Linked DNA regions of Homo sapiens: region 1 is linked to region 2. Evidence: read pairs that join two places in POLR2A ChIA-PET (ENCODE). Cell type or tissue: OCI-LY7. All regions are shown on one strand. Each heading gives the region's core, and the rest is flanking DNA. Links, peaks and the distances in the headings are about the cores only.

What was found. ChIA-PET counts read pairs that join two places held together with the same protein. Peaks named below come from ENCODE experiments on the same cell type or tissue, not always from the same donor. Only the 100,000 strongest peaks of a DNase experiment are listed, where the experiment ranks them.
Region 1: POLR2A ChIA-PET joins it to region 2 with 5 read pairs; 2 of 35 experiments call an interaction of 5 or more read pairs at or near these places.

The regions. Positions count from the first base shown.
Region 1 is chrX:13,337,137-13,343,197 of GRCh38, reverse strand. It overlaps LINC01203 (long intergenic non-protein coding RNA 1203), which reads right to left. Exons shown (of 7, transcript NR_045260.1): 5 at 5,250-5,303; 6 at 3,099-3,272; 7 at 1,373-1,467. Among named protein-coding and RNA genes, the nearest start is that of LINC01203, 4.9 kb to the right of the region's middle. In OCI-LY7, for the core only: a CTCF peak has its summit at 1,220 (motif pointing right); no DNase peak of the experiment used is centred there.
Region 2 is chrX:13,002,778-13,008,838 of GRCh38, reverse strand. No RefSeq gene overlaps it. Among named protein-coding and RNA genes, the nearest start is that of TMSB4X, 31 kb to the right of the region's middle. RefSeq lists enhancers at 2,688-2,737, 4,071-4,130 and a silencer at 4,581-4,630. In OCI-LY7, for the core only: no CTCF peak of the experiment used is centred there; a DNase peak (open chromatin) is centred at 2,968; H3K4me3 peaks cover 910 bases; H3K27ac peaks cover 495 bases.

The DNA.
Region 1 (6,061 bases), core at 320-5,319, 330 kb before region 2:
AGTCTTGACACTTTAAAGGCCCTGCAGAAACATTTATCACAGGCTCCCATCTCTTCTCTCTGAGGGATTTCAGAGAGATTTCATCTGTGAGATTTCATCTGCATAACAAGACCACCTTTACTAGCCAGGCCTCCTCTTCTCTCTGTCCCATAACCTGTCTTGCCACCATAACCTGTTTTGCTATAATCCAAGTCCTCATTCTTGCTGTAACCTCAAGATGGTATAAAAGTGTCAACCCTCTAGCCATTTCTTTGAGCTTGTATGACTTCCATACACATGTGCACACAATAAAATTTGTATGCCTGTTTTTCCCGATAATCTATTATCAGTTTGTTTTATAAACTCAAATGACTGAAACTTCAGGGGAAAAAATTTAAACTTTCCTACAGTCTCACTTATATGTGGAATCTAAACAAAGTCAAGCTCATAGAAGCAGAGAGTAGTATGGTGGTTGCCAGGGGCTGGGAGGTGAGGAAAATGGGAGATGTTGGTCAAAGGGTACAAACTTTTGGTTATAAAATGAGTAAGTTCACCAGAACTTATGTGATCTAACATACAGCATGGTGTAACATACAGCTGTATGTGATCTAACATACAGCATGATCACAGTTAATAATACATTCTTGTTTACTTGAAATCTGCTAAGAGAGTAGATCTTAAGTGTCCTCACCACACACACACACACACACACACACACATATACACACAGAGATAACTAGATATGGCGATGAATGTGTTAATTTGTGATAATCACTTCACAGTGTATGCCTATATCAAATCATCACATTGTACAGCTTGAATATATATGAATTTTGTTTGTCAATTACACCTTAATGAACTAGAAGAAAAAGTAAAAGGATCCTGGATCACTTCAAAATATAAGCATGGCCATGATTGTGTGAGAAAATCAAGAATGCAGCTAGGTACATGTTTGAGTTTAGAGTCTGTGCACAGGTTGGGTCTTCAGGCCTAATGAAGGTATCCTAGAGCAAGTAGTGGGAAACATCACCATGTTGAGCCTGCTTGGAGTTGGGTGGGTTGGAGTCAACTGTGTGGATGACATACCACAAACTCCAACTTGATTTGGAGATCCATCTCTGACAAGGCAATGATTTAGAATAGGGTTCCTCAACATTGGCACCACTGTCAGAGCATTCTTGGTGATGGGAGCTATCCTGTGCATTGTACAATGTTTGTAGCAGCATCCTTATCCTCTACCCACTAGATGCCGGTATCACTCCACTTGCCCACCCTTACACCGCCTCCCCAAGTGGTGACAACCAAAAATGTCTAGACATTGTAAAATGATGTCCCTGGGGGGCAAAATAGCACCTGGTTGAGAACCATTGATTGAGATGAGAATGACCATGAATAAATTTCACCATTGTATTATGCCTGTATTTCTGCATTTTCAAAGTGGAGATACTATTTTTCCAGGTGTTTCTTCTAAAGCTTTTGTTTGGATTTCTGCGTCAGAAGAAGGAAATGAAAAGAATGCCTTTAAGAATCTCCTATTCTCTCATATCCTTCCTTCTTACTCATGCTTGCTAGCTTTTTTCCCTCTTCCTACTGAGAAATAAGTAATGTTTTATTGAATTGGTTTAGGTTTGCAGTTTCTGTTTCCCTGCTTCACTAAGAATATATCAATAGATACATACTTTGCCACAACAATAAAGAAAAAATACTTTCTGACAGGTGGTCCAGGCTGGACTTCATTTTACAAAGCATTCCAAGGGGGCTGGGCGCGGTGGCTCACGCCTGTAATCCCAGCACTTTGGGAGGCCGAGGTGGGTGGATCACCTGAGGTCAGGAGTTTGAGATCAGCCTGACCAACATGATGAAACCCCGTTCTACTAAAAATAGAAAAAATTAGCTGGGCGTGGTGGTGGGCGGCTATAATCCCAGCTACTCGGGAGGCTGAGGCAGGAGAATCACTTGAACCCAGGAGGCAGAGGTTGCAGTGAGCCGAGATTGCACTACTGCACTCCAGCCTAGGTACGACAGAGTGAGACTCTGTCAAAACAAAACAAAACAAAACAAAAACCAAACCCCCGCAACACCCCCCCCCAAAAAAACCCAAAGCATTCTAAGAGATTTCATTTTATGAAGTATCACAAAAGACTTCATTTTCTGAGCATCAGGAAAGTTGTAAAGGTATGTTAAGTCTTCTTCAAGCAAAGGACTGCTGGGCTGAAGCCCCAGGCCTTCTGTTTCCTTGAGGACTTTCTGTGGCTTGGAGGAAAAGCGGAAACTCTCTCTCTCTGGGCATTCTTTCTGCCTAAGCCCACCAGGGAGCTACATAAGCTTAATTAATGTTTGTAAAACATTTTTGAGATGAAAAACACCATTAGCTCAAACCACTGCTATGAAAAGTATTGTTTTCGAAACTGCATCCACACATTAGCTGTCTTAACTAGTCTTGAGGGAGACAGAAAGAACCAAAAGTACCAAATGGTGACAGAGGAGATGATGAAGCCCTAATGGGACTCCTGGCTCCAAGGAGGAGCAGTGCTGGATGGATTCATTCCTATGTGTGCTGTATGTGTCCTGCTTTCCAGAACAGCCTCCAGCAACTGATTATTTACGTGAGTAAATAACAAAAAATGCTGTTTTATGCCCGGGATGTTGCTGAAACAAGAAATCAGCATAGTCTCATACCCAGGGTGAGAACCAGGAGACAGAATTGGCTAGCTGGTGAGGGTGCATCTGCTAAGAGATTTAGACAGTAAAGGATGACTGTCAGAGGCCATAAGGCCCAGGAAATGTCCTAAACACACGGCTGCTGAGCACAGACAAAGCCTTTGTGTTGTATAGAAAAGAATCCCCTCTGGGCACAGCCCTTTCCCAAAGCCATGGTGAGACAGCCAGGTGGGAAGGGCTCCCTGGCAGAGCCTCCGACCGACCTGCACACTGGAAGGAGCGCGCAGTGGGGTGGAGCCACAGAACGTCCAGCTTTTGCAGGGGAGAGGAGCCTTGCCCCTCCTCTTCCTCGGTGGTACCTGAGAAGCCCACGGGCAGGAAGCACACTCTCTTGCTTTGCTAGGTGTCTCTTTTCTCCTTTTCTTCCTTTTCACCCAATAAAACCGTGCCCTACTCACCCTTCAAATAATCTGCAAGCCTAAATTTTCGTGGCCGTGTGACAAGGACCCCGTCTTCAGCTGAACTAAGGAAAAGTCCCCAAACAATGGGAAGAAAGGCAGGGAGTAGACATCCAATTTCCTGGCGTGGATTGTGGAGGGGTACCATGGTTCTGACCAGATGTGTATCAGGAGCTTGGAATTCATAAGCAGAGAGGTAAAGCAGAGCTGAATTGAGGAGGTGTCCCTTCGAGCTGGCATGGTTTGGTAAGCAGGGTGTGACCTGGAATTTGGCCCTCGATCTAGCTTTTACAGCCTGGCATTCTGGTGTGCTGCATAACCTGTGTGGCCAAGTGCTGGGCCTTAGAAGACCAAGCCTAGCAGGATGGAGTTGCACCTCTGAGCTGCATCTCTTTAAATTGCCTCAGAAAGAATCTGGAAGCTGCTGGAATACCTACTACCAAGGTCTTCCACCAGATTTCTGGCATCTTGCCCTTCCCTCCCTCTTCAGTTAGTTAGTCCCAAGTCACCACTCCCTTGTCGGGAGACTTGTCCCAACTACCTTCAAACTGTATAATCCTTCACTACCATCACTGATGACAAGAGGAGAGCTTGATAAAACTCATGAAGCCTTGCATTTATTTGTGAGTCTGTTATAAAGTTCTAAAGTTCAGCACTTTATCTTTCAATACGTTAGGGGAAAAAGTTATAAATATATCTGCTTCTGAGAACTTTAAGCTTCATGTTTCATGTAATAATTTATCTTTCATTCCAGTGTTGGTAAAAAACATATTTTTCCAAAGAATCCTGGTGTCTGTGGCTTTATTGGAGGAGACACAGTATTTTTAAATATGAGAGCTTCATCAGAGAGTGATTTTCTGGCCTATGGGTTTGAAGACATTTGGCACAGACAAGTAAGTGAGGTCACTCTGCTCTCTTTTAAAGACTGTCCATTGCATTTCAAAGGAAACCCAAGCTCCTCCTCACGACAGGCAGGGCCTTAAAAACCTAGCCCTTGCCTCCCCTTGGGCCACTTCCATCCCTGCACACTGCCCTTCATCCACACTGCCTCTCTCTGTCCTCTGGATATGTCGTTTCCCCTTGCTGTTCTTACAATGCTTACACCTTCACTCTTTATCCGACTGGCTCCTTCTTGTCATTCATTCTGTGCTCCCCTCAGAAAGAACTGCCCTGACCACCCAATTGAAAGAAGTCCTTTCCCCAAATTACTGTCACCTTACTTTAGGATATTTATTTTTAAGTTAAAAACATTTAAATTTCTATTTTTTCATCTTCAGTGTCCAGCTGGAATGGATATTTTTATAGCACTTATTACTCTGCAGTTAATATATGTCCTCACCTCTATATTCTCTATTATGTCCAGGGTGACTATGTAATGTATTATCCAAACTGAGACACTCTTGAGAGTGAGAGCTATTAATAATTATAATGAGACAATGAAATAAGGTGAGACTCTCCCAGGGACACAAGAATGTATGGATCATTGGAGTTGAACCCATTAGAGAATGTAATCTTCCTTAGGCATGAACTTTGTGTGGTTTCTTCACTGTTGATCATCAAAGCAGGGAATTGTACCTACTACCAGTAGGTACCTACTGTTAAATGAACAAATGACTTCTATATGCATAGATTTACACGTTTAAATGTTCCTTGTCATTTTTGCATTTTTCCATATATTAAATATGAGTGTATATATTTACAATGTCATTTTAAGAGAAAGAAATCAGAAAATTATATGAACCTTATGTTCCCTATATGATATGTATAAATGTGGGTAATGACTGATAACAGGGAAAAATAAAGTGTTTATATATTTTAGTGATGGTATAATGGTTTTTTCTTTCTTTTTCAATTTCTTTTATCCCTGTAACATTATCTGTAAAATTTTCAAAAACTAAAAGGCAAAAATGGAAAAATGAAAGAATGTTTTCTTTAACATATCTGACCCTAAGCTACATCTCTAGCTCTGGCTTGCCTCTGTTTTATGAACTCCAAGCTCCTCAAACATATGTAGCCAGAACCATGGTACCCCTGCCACAATCCATGCTAGTAAAATATATGTCCACTCTCCTGCCTTTCTACCCATGGCTCAGTTCCAATAGAGGTTACATGTGAACATCTGATGGTGGAACCTAAATCATGCTCACCCACCTGTGTTGCAGGAAGTCTCAGGAATGAAGTTGATAGCTTTCTTTCCATCACATGCTGAAAGAAAGAATGGTTGTTGAATGAGCCAATCCATAAAGAAGCATTCATTTACTTCAACACATATTGAGTACCTACTATGTGGATGGCCCAGAGGTGACAGCAACTTGTTGAAAGCTTTTTAAACCCTCATTTCTTTAACCTTTTTTCCATAACTATCTTAATCTACTACTACAGGTTAACCCCTTTAACTTCTATTTTCCAGCAGAATTATACTATACGGGTCTTGGTCTGACATATTTTCAATGGTGTTGAAATACAAAGCAGTGATTCTATACCCAGATGAACAATAGCTGTGAAATGGATCCTAGAAGAATGGTAAAATCAGAGGAGAATGGAAGGTCATGGGTTTCCCATTTGGCTGAATTAAAATTCAGACTAGGTTGCTTCCCTTCCCCTTTGTTGGAGACATTTATAGCTAGGGGTTTAAGACTGAGATCCAGGCTTCCTTAAAGAAAGTTTTATTTTGAATTTCAACAAAAAGCAAAGTGTATGATGGAGAGTCTGACCAACTGGATATATATTTCCACTTAAAGAAGCTCTTGTATTGATTTAAAGAAGCTCTCGAACGCTTGTTTTATTGCTTTTCAATTGGTCTCAGGTTTTCAATAAAGAAAATAGGAGGCCGGGTGTGGTGGCTCACGCCTGTAATCCCAGCACTTTGGGAGGCCGAGGCGGGTGGATCACGAGTTCAGGAGATTGAGACCATCCTGGTCAACACGGTGAAACCCCTTCTCTACTAAAATACAAAAATTTAG
Region 2 (6,061 bases), core at 585-5,584:
CCTAGGCCCACTGGAACTGGTTTTCCCTCCAGAAGAGTAATGGGAACTGTTATAGCCTTTTCCACTTTAGAGATACGGTTTTATTTTTTTCTTATTGTCACTGTTACCATTTTCCTCTGAGAAGAAACTGAGTTTGCAAAAAGATTTGAGGAGCCCAATTCTCCTAAGCTCAGTCAGATCACAGTGCGGGGGCCTTGCCTTTACCTCCTGAGCTATCTTCTGAGTCCCCAGGAGATACATTCACGTGGCGCAGTCTCAGTCAAAGTTGTTGACACCAAGAAGTTCTGGCAAACTGGTAAGTATGTGCAAATGTAAACAGCAAGAGAAGGGAGGTTTTCCCTGGAGCATCTCTGCTGTCTACGAACTGGCTCTGCAATCTGCCCCCACTCATTCACAACCCTCCTTCCTTGAAGATGGCTCAAGCAGAGGCTTTAAACAGTGGACAGTGACAGCCCCTTATAGAGGAAAAGCCCCTGCATGCCACATGCTATTTGCTATTTTTATTTCACAGCCAAGGATGAAACCTTTCATTTGCAGACACAGACCGAGTCACCCCTGTGGCCAAGATTAATATGCAAACATCTCAGTTTGCAGTCTGGTGGGGAAGGAGAAGCTTCCTCAATTACTTATGCAGCAGTAACCCTTGTCCACTTCTCACCTCCCAGAGTTTCAGGCACAGGTACCCCTTTTCTCTTGCATATGTCATGTAGTCTCAACTGTGTCTTCAATCTAGGAACTTTACCCAGCCCTGGCAAGCTGTACTAAACCCTAGTCTGAGACATCTGGCTTTTGCCCAGATAATTACATGCCTAACATTGTAATTCAGGTTTGGCACTGCTATTTCATAATGTTTTCTTTTTCTAAGCTGGAGCCTTCCAAGGGAGGAGAGTAGGACAATGGAGAAATGAAGACAGAAAAATGCAAGCATTAACCCTGAGGTTTCTTTCTCAGTTGCATTCAGCAAACTAGCAGAGGTACCTAGACTTTCAATACCCAAAATGTGGTCTGTGAACTGGCAACCCCAGGATCACCTGGGAGCTTATTAGAGTCTCAGGTCCCACCTAGACCTCTTGAATCAGAATCCGCACTTTAACAAGATTCCCAGGTGACTCATGTACATATTAAAGTTGGAGATGCATCCTGAATTTGTCACATCAGTGTGAAAGGTGCTGAGCACAGGGCAGATGCTCATGAACTGACCACACAGTGGGGAGTCAACTCTAGGTGAATTCCATGCCACCCCTTTCTAAATGTTAGTGACTATTACTGCTGCCACAAGCTGATATGCGAATGGTGTTGGACAATTCATTTTGTACTCATAAGAAAATCAGTATCAATTGATTGCAAGGGGAAAAAATGCTAGACTTCAAATTCCTACTGCAGCAACCCATTTCCAAGTGCGGGTGTCGAGATGGGAGAAAAGAGGGCTTGTCTTGGGTCAGGAGAGCTGGGTTTCATTCCCAGTGGGTGCCTAGCCAGCTGGGAGACCCTGGGCAGTCATGTCTTCCTTTAGTGCCTCAGTTTCTTCATCTGCACAGAGGGAGAATGGAAACTAGACTTAATGGTATTTACAATCATGACCTACAACATAGCATGGACCCTCCACCCTCCCATTTCTTCTCTAATCCTTTTATCCTATTTCACTTTTCTCTAAAATGCTTAGCAATACACTTGCCACATTATATATTTATTTGTTTTTTTGCACTAAAATGCAAGCTTCATGAGCCACTGCATCCAGCCTGATAATGTTTTTAAATTTGCTGTATGCATCACATCCCCTTTCCTTGTTTATCATTCTCTGAGAAACAAATGTTCTCCAGGGGTTCCGTATTTTAAAAGGAAACTAATTTTTCCTCATCCCTCAAAAAATTCGAGGAAAGCTGGGAGAAGGCATTCATAGGCAGATAAGTAACAACTTATTTCCAAAAACTAGATGCAAAGGCTGCAGGCCTACAAAATGTTGTCTTTTATAGACTCCTCACTTTTATAAGATGCAAAAAAAAAAAAAATCAGAGGAATAGCTTGTAACAAATGGTTACAACTATGGAAATACAGGAATGGCCAAAAAAAGGCAAAATTCCACTATAATAGTGTCATGTGCTTTTCCTCATTGGTTCCTCCTATTTAAACCCTTAGCATGTCTCTCCATCTTCTCTTACCCTCTCAAGCTACATTTCAGATGGCCCCAACTCCCTGATTTGTTTTCACATATCATTTAAGGGCTAGCAGGGCAAAACCTTCTGAAAAGTCATGCAGATGATCATTTGCCTGGCACGCTTTTTTTTAAGTCAGGACTCAAATGAATTGAAAAGTTGCAAACATATTATTTGCAGGCAATGTGCTCAGACCCCCTTGCCTCGATAGTGGGCTGCATGAAGCAGTGGTGGTGCACCATCATCCACCATTTCTGGTGCCAAGTTTTGTCTCGTGTCCAGCTGAAATGTTAGTCATCTTATAGAGCTGCTTGGAAGATGCTATTACATGTAAGTCCCAGCAGTTTTTTCCTCTCAGTACTAGCTTTTTGTGAACGTCATGAGACTGGGAGAAAATCTCTCTGCCAACAAGTGCTCAGTAAAAACCTCCATCCCAGAAATTACCCTGATATATGCAAGTGTGGCAGCGTGAGAGGCAAGTGGGTTGGCAAAGGGCCACGTGGATTCACATGCCACTACCTTCTATTTCCCTTTGTTCAGCTGTGCTGTTCGCACAGGGTGGTGGGTTCTCTCTCTCTTTTTCTTTTTTCTCCTTACTCTTAGCTTTTCTTTCTCTCTCTTTCTTTCTTTTCTTTCTTTCTTTCTTTCTTTCTCTCTCTCTCTCTCTCTCCCTCTTTCTTTCTTTCTTTTTTTTGGCAGTTGAGCTTTGAGCAGTGATGCGTTTTGTTTCAAAAGAGAATCACCAACAGAAAGGGATTGCTCATTGCTCATCTAACTTCAGGGCTCTCTTCTTGTAGAATGCTTCTGCCCACTCACTGTTTCATATGAGAAAGCATTTAAATTCAAAACTCACAAAGTCAGAACTGAAAGTATGTGGGTTTCAGTTCTCCTTATCCGTTTTCCCTTCTTTAAAAACTAAGGAGCCCTATTTGGAGATGTGCGTGCCTGCCAGGAATGAGGTGTGGGGCTCTAGGGTGCTGCGCTGGAACCCATGATGACATGGTTGGCCTATTCATCATAGACCTTTAGAAATGGAAAGAACCAGAAAAGGGCCTGGAAAGAACCTAATTCAATTATTAGGAAGAACCGAATTCATTACTTTTAATGGCAAAAACTGCAATTACTTTTGCCCCAATTTAATACATCATTTTACAAATGAGAAAATCAAAGCCAGAGAGAATGACCTGTCCAAAGTCACATGGCTAATTAGACCCTGTATCACATGTAGACCCTTGTATCTTGGCTGCATTTGGGTGTAGTTGCCAATGTATGTTTGAACTTGGATCTACAACTCCTCAGCAAAGTCAGAGAATCATGCAATTAAAAAAAAAAATGGAGCTAACAGCAAGTCCCAGCATCTCCCCTTAGTTTTGAAGAAGGCAGCATAAACCAGGATCTAGACCCAAAGCAGAGGTCTTGGTAGTTTTTACATGAAGAAACTCATGTGATTCCCAACCAATTCTATGCAACCACAGTTAAAGTGATTTATCTTCAACATCTGGCAACCTAAAGAACTGAAGTAGAGATGACGTTGGGAAGCTGAGTTCCAGGAACATTTTTGTCATGGAGGTAAGGTTCCTGGGTCATCATGAATTAGATGAAAAAGCTCCTTATAACTGGCCACAAAGAAGGCATCAATGACTTTACTAGGTGAAAATGTGGACTAGTGTTTGGATTTTCAAAACAAGCTGATATCAGCCACATGTAAGACCAAAGCAATAGTCACAAAGAAATCCAAAGGACAGCCTCTGGGCTGAGAATTAATAGATCCTTTTCAACAATTTTTACGATAACTTGTTGACAAGATGATTGTATAGACTATGATGAAAAGACATGAGAAAAAACAATTTGCAAGTAAGACTGAAGTACAGGTGGAAAAGGTGGTTAATGGGGTCATCTTTTTGCCCCTGGCCCTTCTAGCAGCCAATGGGTCAGGGCTGGACCCTTTATCCATCCAATCAAGAGGCCATAATGTTCCTCTCTGGAGCAGCAGAGAACTGAAAGATGCTACCAAAGTGTGAAAAGAGAAAGCAAAGCAAACTTCAAAGGACAAAGTCTGCAAAGATTGAAACTGTCAGTCTATGAATATGTGGCCCGATTCTTACTAGATGGACGTCAGAGGCCCTTCACTTTATACTAAAATATATTTAAAATATTGCAGCTGGGCGTGATAGCTCATGCCTGTAATCCCAGCACTTTGGGAGGCCGAGGTCGGTGGATCACGAGGTCAGGGGTTCAAGACCAGCCTGACCAACATGGTGAAACCCTGTCTCTACTAAAAATACAAAAATTAGCTGGGCGTGGTGGCGGGCGCCTGCAATCCCAGCTACTCAGGAGGCTGAGGCAGGAGAATTGCTTGAACTTGGGAGGCGGAGTTTGCAGTGAGCTGAGATCGCGCCACTGCACTCCAGCCTGGGTGACAGAGCGAGACTCCGTCGCAAAAAAAAAAAAAAAAAAAAAAAAAAAATTATTGCAACAGCCTGCGGCTGGGCGTGGTGGCTCAAGCCTGTAATCCCAGCACTTTGGGAGGCTGAGTCGGGTGGATCACAAGGTCAGGAGTTCAAGACCAGCCTGGCCAGCATGGTGAAACCCCGTCTCTACTAAAAATACAAAAACTTAGTCGGGCATAGTGGCACATACCTGTAGTCCCAGCTACTCGGGAGGCTGAGGCAGGAGAATTGCTTGAACCCAGCAGGCAGAGGTTGTGGTGAGCCAAGATCGCGCCACTGCACTCCAGCCTGGGCAATAGAGCGAGACTCCGTCTCAAAAAAAAAAAAAAAAAAATTGCAGCACCCAAATATTTGGTTGAAAGGTCAGTGCAGTGTTTCCTCCCAGGCAAAAGAAAATCAAGAGAATGGACCAAGCAATAAATGAGCAACTAGTTTCTGAAGCACTACTGTGTGGCCAGTCCTATAACAGATGAAAAAAATGGCCTAATTTCTATCCTCTCAAACTAAATGTTGAGAAGCAATTAGAAAACAAAGCAAATAAGCCCCCAAATGGCTGACTGAAATCAGCCAGAGATTTTTGCTTGTGCATTTCAGACTCCCCGGGGCTTACAGAGTTATAAAAGGGACTGAGATATTCGATATCAAAAATGTATTTTTCCCGGCCAGGCACAATGGCTCACGCCTGTAATCCCAGCACTTTGGGCGGCCGAGGCGGGCGGATCACTTAAGATCAAGAGTTCGAGGCCATCCTGTCCATCATGGTGAAACCCTGTCTCTAATAAAAATACAAAAATCAGCTGGGCGTGGTGGCAGGTGCCTATAATCCCAGCTGCTCAGGAGGCTGAGGCAGGAGAACCGCTTGAACTCGGGGGACGGAGATTGCAGTGAGCTGAGATCGCAACACTGTATTCCAGCCTGGGCAACAGAGCAAGACTCTGCCTCAAAAGAAAAGAAAAAAAAATCACATGAATGCCATTCCTTAGCTTTCCTATTAGATACAGTTGTAATTTCTAAAAAAGAATTATGATATCTTTTGCGAGGACATAAAAATTCAGAGTGCAAGAAGAGGGGTCACGTTTTTAAAATTAAGAACCGTTGATATAAGCAATATAAATGGAAAATTCAGAGGAGGAGAGATTAAGGTATTTTCATAGAGGAGAAAGATCATAAAAGGCTTAATCCCTGACCAGGAGGATTTTAATTCTTTAGCTAATTTATTTATGGCCTCCTGTGATCACAGTTTCAGTTGGTTTCATAATGGTGGTTTAGTTTGCAGAACATATGAATAAAGCTAAGGTTTGGAGGAAGTAAGAATCATCAAAATCTGTACAAAGGGTTTTTGTTTCCAGCTCAAAGGAGAAAAAAATATGATTTTTCCTCACTCTCTTGAATTATTTATTCATATAATATATATATATGCAGAATTTGGAATGAGAAATATCTTTACAACTTCTGGGC